3 separate regions of the Homo sapiens genome follow, and regions 2 and 3 are each linked to region 1. Evidence: chromatin contacts called from ENCODE Hi-C or POLR2A ChIA-PET data. All regions are on one chromosome and are shown on one strand. Each heading gives the region's core, a stretch centred on a gene start or an enhancer-like site at or near the end of the contact. The rest is flanking DNA. Distances are from core to core; before and after follow the strand shown. Region 1 holds the start of FAM200A (family with sequence similarity 200 member A). Region 2 holds the start of MEPCE (methylphosphate capping enzyme). Region 3 holds the start of PILRB (paired immunoglobin like type 2 receptor beta).

Region 1 (3,491 bases), core at 719-3,218:
TGTTGCTGAGGCTGGACTGCAGTGGCACGATCTCAGCTCACTGCAACCTCCGCCTCCAGGGTTCAAGTGATTCTTCCGCCTCAGCCTCCCGAGTAGCTGGGATTATAGGCGCCCAACACCAGGCCCAGCTAATTTTTGTCTTTTTAGTAGATACGGGGTTTCACTGTGTTGGCCAGGCTAGTCTCAAACTCCTGACCTCGTGATCCACCCACCTCGGCCTCCCAAAGTGCTGGGATTACAAGCCTGAGCCACAGCACCTGGCCAACGAACCCCTTTTCTTTGGTACTGTGTCACTTAGCCTCTCTCAATAATGCAAGTAACTTTCTGTATGTTGGTGGCACAAATGGAAATGAATGTGGGGCCATAGGTTTTGCTTAGCTGAATGTTAAATTCAGTCTATCGGCAGATTCCAAAATTGGAAGAGACCTTGAGATAATCTATTTTACTTTACTTAGGACACATTTGAGACTTGGTGGGTCTATGTGTTTCATCCAAGAACATCAATGGCAGAACTGGTACCAGTCCCCAATGGTCCGCTGCACCGTCCACAAATTCCCTTCTCTCCTTTATCCCTCGATGTCAAGCATAGATACCTCCCACAACTGAAAACCCCCCATGTCCGAAATTGCTCATTTAAAACCCTTCCTGGCAGGGCGTGGTGGCTGACCCCTGTAATTGCAGCACTTTGGGAGGCCGAGGCGGGCGGATCACCTGAGGTCAGGAGTTCATTTTCCCAGCCTGGCCAACATGGCGAAACCCCGTCTCTACTAAAAGTACAAAAATTAGCCGGGCATGGTGGCAGGCGCCTGTAATTCCAGCTACTCAGGAAGCTGAGGCAGGAGAAGCTTGAACTCGGGCGCTGGAGGTTGCAGTGAGCCGAGATCGCACCACTGCACTCCAGCCTGGGCGACTCTGTCTCAAAAACAAAAAAACCAACCAAAGAAACAAAAAGACCCCTTCCTAAAGTCTTGAAAGGAAAGGGTGAAGTGTAAATGAGCTTTTCCTATTATATCCAAATCACTTCTTTATTCAGTAGGCTTCAAACATTCTCTTTTTTTGTTTTTGAGACAGAGTCTCACTCTCTCTCTCTGTCTCCCAGGCTGGAGTGCAGTGACGCGATCCTGGCTCACTGCAACCTCCGCCTCCCGGGTTCAAGCGATTCCCCTGCCTCAGCCTCCCAAGCAGCTGGGATTACAGGCGTGTGCCGCCACGTCTAATTTTCTGTATTTCTAGTAGAGACAGGGTTTCTCTAGGTTGGCAAGGCTGATCTCAGAACTCCTGGCCTCAAACGATTCGCCTGCCTAGGCTTCCCAAAGTGCTGGGATTATGGGCGTGAGCCACTGCGCCCGGCCTTCACTCTAATCACCACCATAATGGTACTGGGTTTGAGGGTGAACATATCATCCGCGGACACTGGCTTAACGAGCCCATCCGAATAAAACAAATTATAAGGCCAATGGCACTTGGTATCGTGTAAGATCGCCAGAATTTTACAACTCGGGGTACCCAGGAAACCAGAAAAGCCCCCACCACAAGAAAAACCAGTGGGCACAACTGGGGAGCACAGATATCTGACTGGGGTCATTTTGTCCGCGCGTCTTTGGGGTAAAACACCAGGACTGGGGGTCCAGAAGGGACACGCAGACCGCCTCTCTCCAGTCCCAGGGGTGTCTCCAATCCGGAAACCAAAACTTCGTTCCCTTCCCACCTGTATCCAGGGACACCTCTGCTGGGGGACAGCGCTTGCCACCGCCGAGGCTGGCGCGAGGAACGGGGGCACGGACCCGCTTCCACTCCGTCCCGGGCGGTCGTGGCGAGGGGATTGCAGGACACAGCCATGCACGTCCAACTCTGTCCCCGCCCGGAGAAGTCTGGGATGCTGGGATAGAAGGGGTTGTGACTTTGGGGACCAGGAGCACTAGACTCACATCCAAGCCCCCTGGCCTTCAGAGCCCAGGGAAAGCGTCACAAAAGCCGGAAGTGCGTCACACCCGCCTTCCGGAGCTGCGCTCCGCTTCGGGGTCCTCTCTAGGATCGCGGGAGGACTTTGCATCCCTGTGTAGGGCTCTAATCTCGGGTTTGGGGATCTTGCTCCTCAGCTTGTCCGCTCCGAGGAGGTGCACAGGGCGGGGAAAAAGGGATGAATTTCCCTTTATACCGCCCTGCTCAGATATTTATATGTTCCTTCTATTTTTCTTGATGACAATAATTGTAATAGTTACAATAAAAATAGTGATTGTCTGTGGCAGAGGAGCTGAATGAAACGAGGGTGGAGACAGGAAGATCAAGAATAAATGGTTTCACAAATCGAAGGGATTGTCTCTTGAGACGCTGATTATGTACGTATTGCCAGTTGAATGGGCAGTATTTTCAAATACTTGATCTATAGGCAACAGACGTTCTTTCCAACACTAGATAGTTATAAAATTCTGAGTTTGCCTTATGTTTCCAGGGAGTTTTCAGATTAGCAACGGTGAAATAAGTTGAATTTGAGGCGTTTTTGCTGTCCAAGTGTTATTGTAATAATTAGGGCTTCTATGATTAGATCAAGAATAACTTCACCTTTTATAAAACAGTAACTGAGACCTTGAATGGCTGGGGCATGACTCTAAAAGTTCTGGGCAAGTCTGTGGTACAGCCCAATAAGATAAAAGCCTACAAAAGGAACGGCTACCTGATACAGAGCCTATGATTACGTGGTATCCCGAATTACCTTCTAGACCCTCACTAATGCTCCATTCCTTAGGGGGTTTGATCTTGCTATGGTTGCCATTTTCTACCTACCCACGAGTCTTCTCAATAATCCACTTAAGTGCATCTTTGCTCCATATATATATATACACACATATATATACACACACATATATATACACATATATATACATGTATATATATATACACACACATATATATATATACACACACATATATATATATATATATATATATATATATTTTTTTTTTTTTTTTTTTCCTCCTAGGGCACCGTCAAATCCAATCTTTGCTCCTTTATCACTGGCTGGCTTTCTAACCTACAGTCCTCCGTGATGACATCATAGTCTCAACTTATTCCTCCAGATACATCCTCATATTTCCTTCCAGGGTTCCAAGTCATCGCTAAGAGTCATTACATTGCTACACACTGTATTTTTCTTCTTTGTCTAAAGTCTCTCCTCCCCACCCGTCCCCATTCCTACACTGAAGTGCCTAAAGGGTCCAGGAAGGCAGATTACTGAATGCAGTTGACTGGGTATATGATTTTGTATTTATGTTGTGTGTGTGGCAGGAATTGTAGGCATCTCTATAACGACTCCTTTCTTTGCCTACGGACCTACTGGCACAAGAAACTCAAAGTGGCCTGGTGGTATTCTGTTTTCAGTTCAGTGGCACGATTTAATGTTTCCTAGAGGAAATGTTCTTCCTGGAAATGAGGATCATAACCCAGCTGGCTCCAGATTTCGGAGCGAGGAGGCACAAATTCTACAGGTGAG
Region 2 (3,491 bases), core at 444-2,943, 880 kb after region 1:
CAGAAACTAGCTGGCTACCTTCAGGAGCAAGGAGGACCTAAAGGCGATGGGCGGAACCAGCTGCCGCAGCGACTCCGCAAGCCCCTCACACCTCAACCCAGGTTTCCCGCCACCAAGAAAAGGCACGAGGACGCCCTGAGCACTAGCTCCACCCGAGGGCGGTGCGCTCGCGGGGCCGAGGCGCATGCGCAACTGGAAACAGCGTCTGCGTTTCCGCAGCTGAGGTAAATCCGCCATCTTCCACCCGAACGTCCCGGGAAAACTACAAATCCCAGAATCCTCTTTGGTGTCACATATTTTTAGGCGGCGGCCGCGGCGCCTGATTGTTCCTGAAGCACATCTACTAACTTTTCTGTTTCAGACTGCCTTTTCCTCCCTCTTTCCGTTCTCTAATTCCTCCTCTTCCTGCTGGTCTCCTTCACGCCCTCACCTTAGGATTTTGAGACTCTCCTGGACCCCACTGTCACCCCTGCCGCCCTGTCCTCGGCCCAGCACTCCGCTGGCAGGGAGACCGGGCGGCGCATCTCCCCGGGAAAACGGCGTAGACTCGCTTCTTCCTCATTGGCAGAAGCTGGGGGGGCCCAGCGCGGACCGAACCCCCGTCCCCGCCCACACTCGCTGGTATATAAGTCGGCGTGGCGCCGCGGTGGGTGTTGAGAGGCCCGCGAACTGACGGGCCAGTGAGCGGGCGTCGGGAGTGGGCGGATGCGTTGGGGTTCGGGTCGTGGGTGTTGAGGCGGAGAGGAAGGCGTGGTGTGGCGTCTCCAGGTGATTGCGATTGGGGGAAGGTAGAGGAGCCAGAGAACGACTCAGCCGTTTCGGGGGAAGAGGAAGTTGGACAACATCGGCTGTTTTAGTGCTTTTTATTTTTCCCCAATTCAGCAGAGAATATTTTCAAGGGGGGTGAGTTATAATGACCTATCGCGTTTTACTGAGCCCAGTTCCACTCCCGCCCTTCCTTGGCTTTGTAGGGTCTCCCCTCCGCTCCCTCGGAAGCGCTTCTAAGAAGGTGGGCAGAGGGGGGGAGGTTTGCTACCAACAGCTCATGAATAATTCATGAGCCCCGCCCTTCGTCAGGAAGCCCCGCCCCTCCGGATCGCGCTGACGCACGCTGCGTTTACCAAACTTAAGGAAGCGACGTCACAGGCCCAACCCCTAAGACGGGGGGCGGGGCGCCAGTTTCAGCACGTGCTGCCTCTACCCGCGCAAGCCCAAAAGGGTGTGCGCAGGCGCTGCCCACTAGGGGGGAGGAAGGAGGCGGGGTGGGGAGGTTGTTGGATTTAGAGCCGGGCGGAGACCGCTGAGACTCATTCCTCAGGAACAAGGGTCGGGTGTCAAGGAGACCTTTTCACACCAGCTCCCGTCCCCCGCCTACGGTGGGTGGGATCGCGCGGCAGAGACAAAGGAGATCAGTAGGGCCGGACATAGCTGCGCAGGGAAGTAGGGTGTCAGTTTGGGGTGGTGGGCTTTTGCGGGGGCTGTGGGGGGGTTATATTTAAACTCCCAGAGCCGTTAAGTTGGTTCGTAGTCTGATGCGCGCGCAACCAGGGTGGTGGCGGAGTGCGCATGCGTGGTTCCCGGGCGAAGGGAACGCGCGCTCACCGTGCGCGCTCGCGGCCGGGTGGTAGTGGCGGAGGAGAAAGGGGTCGGCGCACGCGCGGTTGAGTCCTCGAGTAGTTCGGGTCTCGCGGGCCTCTTGTTTTGGTCTCGCGGGCTAGTAGGGCGCACTTGGCGGGGAGGCGCTTGGGCGCGAGACTAGGCGTGAAGAGCAGAGCTGCGCGCGCACTCGGGAAAGGGGGGAAGGGAGCAGGGTCCAGGCAGGGGGGGTTAGGCCCCCTGATCCCCCTCGTTACCCCGACTGGCACGGAATAAGGGGAGGAAATGATCGAGATGGCGGCGGAGAAGGAGCCGTTTCTGGTGCCGGCCCCGCCGCCGCCGCTCAAAGATGAGTCGGGCGGAGGGGGCGGCCCCACGGTGCCACCGCACCAAGAGGCCGCCTCTGGGGAGCTCCGCGGCGGGACGGAGCGTGGTCCGGGTCGTTGCGCGCCATCTGCGGGGTCCCCAGCCGCTGCGGTCGGTCGGGAAAGCCCCGGGGCCGCGGCCACCTCCTCCAGTGGTCCCCAGGCGCAGCAGCACCGAGGGGGCGGCCCCCAGGCGCAGTCGCATGGGGAGGCCCGCCTGTCGGATCCCCCGGGGCGAGCCGCTCCCCCGGACGTGGGGGAGGAGCGCCGGGGAGGGGGCGGGACAGAGCTGGGTCCCCCTGCTCCTCCTCGACCCCGCAATGGCTATCAGCCCCACCGGCCACCTGGGGGGGGCGGGGGCAAGAGGAGAAATAGCTGTAATGTAGGGGGAGGCGGGGGAGGCTTCAAACATCCGGCCTTCAAGAGGCGCAGGCGGGTGAATTCGGACTGTGACTCTGTGTTACCCTCCAACTTCCTCCTGGGGGGCAATATCTTTGATCCCCTGAACCTGAATAGCCTCCTGGATGAGGAAGTGAGCCGCACTCTCAACGCGGAGACCCCTAAGTCATCCCCCCTTCCGGCCAAAGGGCGAGATCCGGTGGAGATCCTCATCCCCAAAGATATTACTGACCCGCTCAGTCTCAATACTTGCACTGATGAGGGCCATGTAGTTCTTGCTTCGCCACTCAAGACTGGTCGGAAGCGGCATAGACACCGGGGACAGCACCACCAGCAGCAGCAGGCAGCCGGAGGGAGTGAGAGTCACCCCGTGCCGCCCACAGCCCCTCTCACCCCCTTACTCCACGGGGAGGGCGCCTCACAGCAGCCGCGGCACAGGGGCCAGAACCGGGATGCCCCCCAACCCTATGAACTCAACACAGCCATCAACTGCAGGGATGAAGTGGTGTCTCCCCTTCCATCTGCTCTGCAGGGTCCCTCAGGCTCCCTATCAGCCCCTCCAGCTGCCTCAGTTATCTCTGCACCCCCATCTTCCTCCTCCCGACATCGCAAACGTCGCAGGACTTCCAGCAAGTCGGAGGCAGGGGCTAGGGGTGGAGGCCAGGGTTCCAAGGAAAAGGGCCGAGGGAGTTGGGGAGGCCGCCACCACCACCACCACCCACTGCCTGCAGCAGGCTTCAAAAAGCAACAGCGCAAGTTCCAGTATGGGAATTATTGCAAATACTATGGGTACCGCAATCCTTCCTGTGAGGATGGGCGCCTTCGGGTGTTGAAGCCTGAGTGGTTTCGGGGCCGGGACGTCCTAGATCTGGGCTGCAATGTGGGCCATCTGACCCTGAGCATTGCCTGCAAGTGGGGCCCGTCCCGCATGGTGGGCCTGGATATCGATTCCCGGCTCATCCATTCTGCCCGCCAAAACATCCGACACTACCTTTCCGAGGAGCTGCGTCTCCCACCCCAGACTTTGGAAGGGGACCCGGGGGCAGAGGGTGAGGAAGGGACCACCACCGTTCGAAAGAGGAGCTGCTTCCCAGCCTCGCTGACTGCCAGCCGGGGTCCCATCGCTGCCCC
Region 3 (3,491 bases), core at 504-3,003, 810 kb after region 1:
TTCCTGAGCATGGGGAGCCTGTTTCCTCAGACCTGTGAAGGGAAGGAGGGTGGATCGGCCTGACTGGCCCTGGGAAGCACAGAGGAGCCTACTGGGACCAGGGAAGAGACTGACAAGAGAAGGGAGGCCTGTCCCTGCCTGCTTCTGTCTCAAGAAGATTGTTATCACTTCCTCTGGTGAAATCCTGCCTTCCTGTCCCCACGGCCCCTCAGCTGATGCCACCTTACTCTGGAGAGGATGGGCAGAGCCTCCTATGGAGGGAGCCCTGTGGGTCACCAAAGCTCCAGTGACCACCCCCGGGCAAAGACCTGCAGATCCCCTGTTAGAGACGGGCCCAGGACTTTGTGCGGGGTGCCCACTGTTGCTCTGAGCCTTCACTTCCTCAGGGAGGCTTCCTCAGGATCTCGAACCTGCGGAAGGAGGACCAGTCTGTGTACTTCTGCCAAGTCCAGCTGGACATACAGATCAGGGAGGCTGTCGTGGCAGTCCATCAAGGGGACCCACCTCACCATCACCCAGGGTGAGTCCAGCTGCCCTGGCACCAAGGAACCTTCCTGGTTCAGCCATAGGCTCAGGTGTGTGGAGGGAATGACCTGAGGGGCTGTATGAGGGAACAACCTCCTGGGGCTCCCCTATGCCTGAGTTCCTGCAACTCAGAAGTTGAGGCCCAGAGATCCAGGTAGAGGGGGCTCCAGTCCTGGGACTGCCCTGCAAGTCATGTGGCCTGGGACAGGGCTTCTCCAAGCTCTGTCCCCTCCTGTGTAGGGCAGGGAGGTCAGAGGGGACCCTGCAGATCCAGTCTCATGTCTGGGGGTCAAGGGGTGGCCTCGAGAGGGACCAGTCTCTGTGTAGGGGACCGTCAGCCCCCTCACCCCTTGAGCAAGACTGTGGTCCCTGCACCAAGGGAGCAGGCCTGGGGTGGGAAGAGGCCAGCTGGGCTGTGGTGGTGCCTGGGGACTGCATGGGAGCCCCTGCCAGGGAGGGAGAGGGACAGAGGACAAGCTGGGGGCTCTGGTGCTTGGGCTGGGGGCTGAGCGCCTGTGACCTCCACTGGCTTCCTCCTTCTCCTCTCTGAGGACTGAATCTGGGGTGCAGCAGAGCACAGACTCAGGCCCGCCTTTCCTCTCCCTGAAAGAGCCTGCGCTGGCCTTGGACAGAGAAAGGGATGAGAAGTGAGGCTGAGTGCGGTGGGGTCTGCAGGGATCCAGGTGGGAGGGGCCCAGCCAGCCAAGGTGAGGCCCAGCCCCTCAGCAGGAAGATGGGCACTGGGGCCCTTGGGCAGGGCTGACTTGACACTTTTGTGTGACTTGAGCCACTGTGCCCAGCCTGAACACCCTTTCCTGGTAAAACACTCCACAAACCAGGAAGAGAAGGAATGTACTGCAACAAAATAAAGGCCAGTCATGCAAGGCCCATGGCTGAAAGTCTTTCAGTCATTTTAGATGAAAGACTGAAATCTTTGCCTCCAAGATCAGGAACAAGAGAAGGATGCCCGCTCTCACTACTTCTATTCAACACAGGATTTGAAGTCAGGCCGGGCACAGTGGCTCACGCCTGTAATCCCAGCACTTTTGGAGGCTGAGGCGGGCAGATTACTTGAGCCTATGAGTGTGAGACCACCCTGGCCAACATGGCAAAACCCCATCTCTACTAAAAAAAAAAAAAAAAAAAGGATTTGAAGTCCTGGCCGGAGCAATTAGGCAAGGGATAAAAAGGCACCTAAGGCCCTTTTGCAATAAGAAGCCAGATGGATAAAGGAAGTGCTGGTCACCCTGGAGGTGTACTGGTTTGGGGAAGGTCCCCGGCCCCCACAGCCCTCTGGGGAGCCTCACCCTGGCTCTCCCCACTCACCTCAGCCCTCAGGCAGCCCCTCCACAGGGCCCCTCTCCTGCCTGGACAGCTCTGCTGGTCTCCCCGTCCCCTGGAGAAGAACAAGGCCATGGGTCGGCCCCTGCTGCTGCCCCTGCTGCTCCTGCTGCAGCCGCCAGCATTTCTGCAGCCTGGTGAGTACCCAGGACCGCCCAGGTATGGTCTCTGCCCAAACCACAGGAGGGGCCAACCCAAGACAAAGGCAGAACATCTGGGGCAGGGGCCAGGCTCCCACCTCCAGCAAACAAGGGCGGGTCCCATAGGGGTGGGTGCCGCCATCTCTTCCCCCTCCACCCTCCCCCATGCCTGAAGAGTGGGAGACCCAGGCCAGAGGTCAGTCCAGCCACCTGTCACACGACTGCCTGTGGGTGAAGGTGTGGGAGGGTCTGGGGTCACCCTCTTTGTGTCCTGAGGTGGTTTCAAGGTCTCTCCCCCACTCACTCCCTCCTTCCTCTAGGTGGCTCCACAGGATCTGGTCCAAGCTACCTTTATGGGGTCACTCAACCAAAACACCTCTCAGCCTCCATGGGTGGCTCTGTGGAAATCCCCTTCTCCTTCTATTACCCCTGGGAGTTAGCCATAGTTCCCAACGTGAGAATATCCTGGAGACGGGGCCACTTCCACGGGCAGTCCTTCTACAGCACAAGGCCGCCTTCCATTCACAAGGATTATGTGAACCGGCTCTTTCTGAACTGGACAGAGGGTCAGGAGAGCGGCTTCCTCAGGATCTCAAACCTGCGGAAGGAGGACCAGTCTGTGTATTTCTGCCGAGTCGAGCTGGACACCCGGAGATCAGGGAGGCAGCAGTTGCAGTCCATCAAGGGGACCAAACTCACCATCACCCAGGGTGAGTCCAGCTGCCCTGACACCTGCCTTGCCCACCGCAGTGAGGGTTTTGGTGACCACTGATGTCTTCACATTTAAACCCAGTGGTCTGGATTGAGAGCTGTTAGCATTTCACCTTGCTACCCCTTCCATGTCTGGGCTTCTGAGAGCAGCTTGCTCATCCTGAATGTCCCCAATCTAGAAAGCAGCACACCATGCCTTTCATCCAGACGCCCCACACCCCCAGAAGAGGGTCTGCTCATTCCTCATCTCTTCCAGCTGTCACAACCACCACCACCTGGAGGCCCAGCAGCACAACCACCATAGCCGGCCTCAGGGTCACAGAAAGCAAAGGGCACTCAGAATCATGGCACCTAAGTCTGGACACTGCCATCAGGGTTGCATTGGCTGTCGCTGTGCTCAAAACTGTCATTTTGGGACTGCTGTGCCTCCTCCTCCTGTGGTGGAGGAGAAGGAAAGGTAAGTGCCCAGAACGCACTGTCTCCTCAAGCTTCCCAGCTGGGGGTTTCTCTGAGCCCACCTGCAGCTAAGGGACTTCAGAAATATGCAGACCCTGCTGGCTCCCCTCAAGCCCACCAAGGCCGACTCTGGCCTGTGCTGGGGCGTCTGCATCTCGGGGGCCTCCTGCAGTGGGGTGGTGCAGGGTCACATGTGAGAACCCCCAGCCTGGGCGCGGTGGCTCATGCCTGTAATCCCAGCACTTTGGGAGCCCAAGGCAGGTGGATCACAAGGCCAAGAGATCAAGACCATCCTGGCCAACATGGTGACACCCCATG

What was found. A loop is a pair of places that touch in the nucleus more often than their neighbours do. ChIA-PET counts read pairs that join two places held with the same protein, here RNA polymerase II (POLR2A). Pooled maps may share reads with other maps.
Region 2: a loop to region 1 is called in a map of gastrocnemius medialis, with 4 times the contacts of the local background. The contact joins the promoter of MEPCE here to the promoter of FAM200A in region 1. A Hi-C loop is called at or near these places in 2 of 168 maps with a recorded cell type or tissue (CD8-positive, alpha-beta T cell and gastrocnemius medialis), 3 of 37 single-sample maps with no recorded cell type and 12 of 50 pooled maps. POLR2A ChIA-PET finds 5 or more read pairs at or near these places in 7 of 52 experiments (B cell, CD4-positive, alpha-beta T cell, CD8-positive, alpha-beta memory T cell and 4 more).
Region 3: a map with no recorded cell type shows a loop between it and region 1 (3-fold over the local background). The contact joins the promoter of PILRB here to the promoter of FAM200A in region 1. A Hi-C loop is called at or near these places in 2 of 37 single-sample maps with no recorded cell type and 1 of 50 pooled maps.

Annotation. Positions count from the first base shown.
Region 1 is chr7:99,550,146-99,553,636 of GRCh38, forward strand. It overlaps FAM200A (family with sequence similarity 200 member A), which reads right to left and starts at 1,969. Exons shown (of 2, transcript NM_145111.4): 1 at 1,709-1,969. It overlaps LOC105375422 (a long non-coding RNA gene), which reads left to right and starts at 2,020. Exons shown (of 3, transcript XR_927801.4): 1 at 2,020-2,339; 2 at 3,380-3,486. RefSeq lists an enhancer at 1,526-1,715.
Region 2 is chr7:100,428,138-100,431,628 of GRCh38, forward strand. MEPCE (methylphosphate capping enzyme) reads left to right here and starts at 1,694. Exons shown (of 4, transcript NM_019606.6): 1 at 1,694-3,491. The coding sequence starts at 1,882. It overlaps ZCWPW1 (zinc finger CW-type and PWWP domain containing 1), which reads right to left and starts at 566. Exons shown (of 18, transcript NM_001386010.1): 1 at 431-566. RefSeq lists silencers at 44-93, 1,914-2,383 and enhancers at 254-483, 1,504-1,643, 2,514-2,593.
Region 3 is chr7:100,356,364-100,359,854 of GRCh38, forward strand. It overlaps PILRB (paired immunoglobin like type 2 receptor beta), which reads left to right and starts at 1,754. Exons shown (of 4, transcript NM_178238.4): 1 at 1,754-2,003; 2 at 2,327-2,716; 3 at 2,974-3,174. The coding sequence starts at 1,940. STAG3L5P-PVRIG2P-PILRB (STAG3L5P-PVRIG2P-PILRB readthrough) reads left to right here. Exons shown (of 17, transcript NR_036570.1): 13 at 387-520; 14 at 1,857-2,003; 15 at 2,536-2,716; 16 at 2,974-3,174. MIR6840 (microRNA 6840) reads left to right here and starts at 288; the gene lies at 288-358.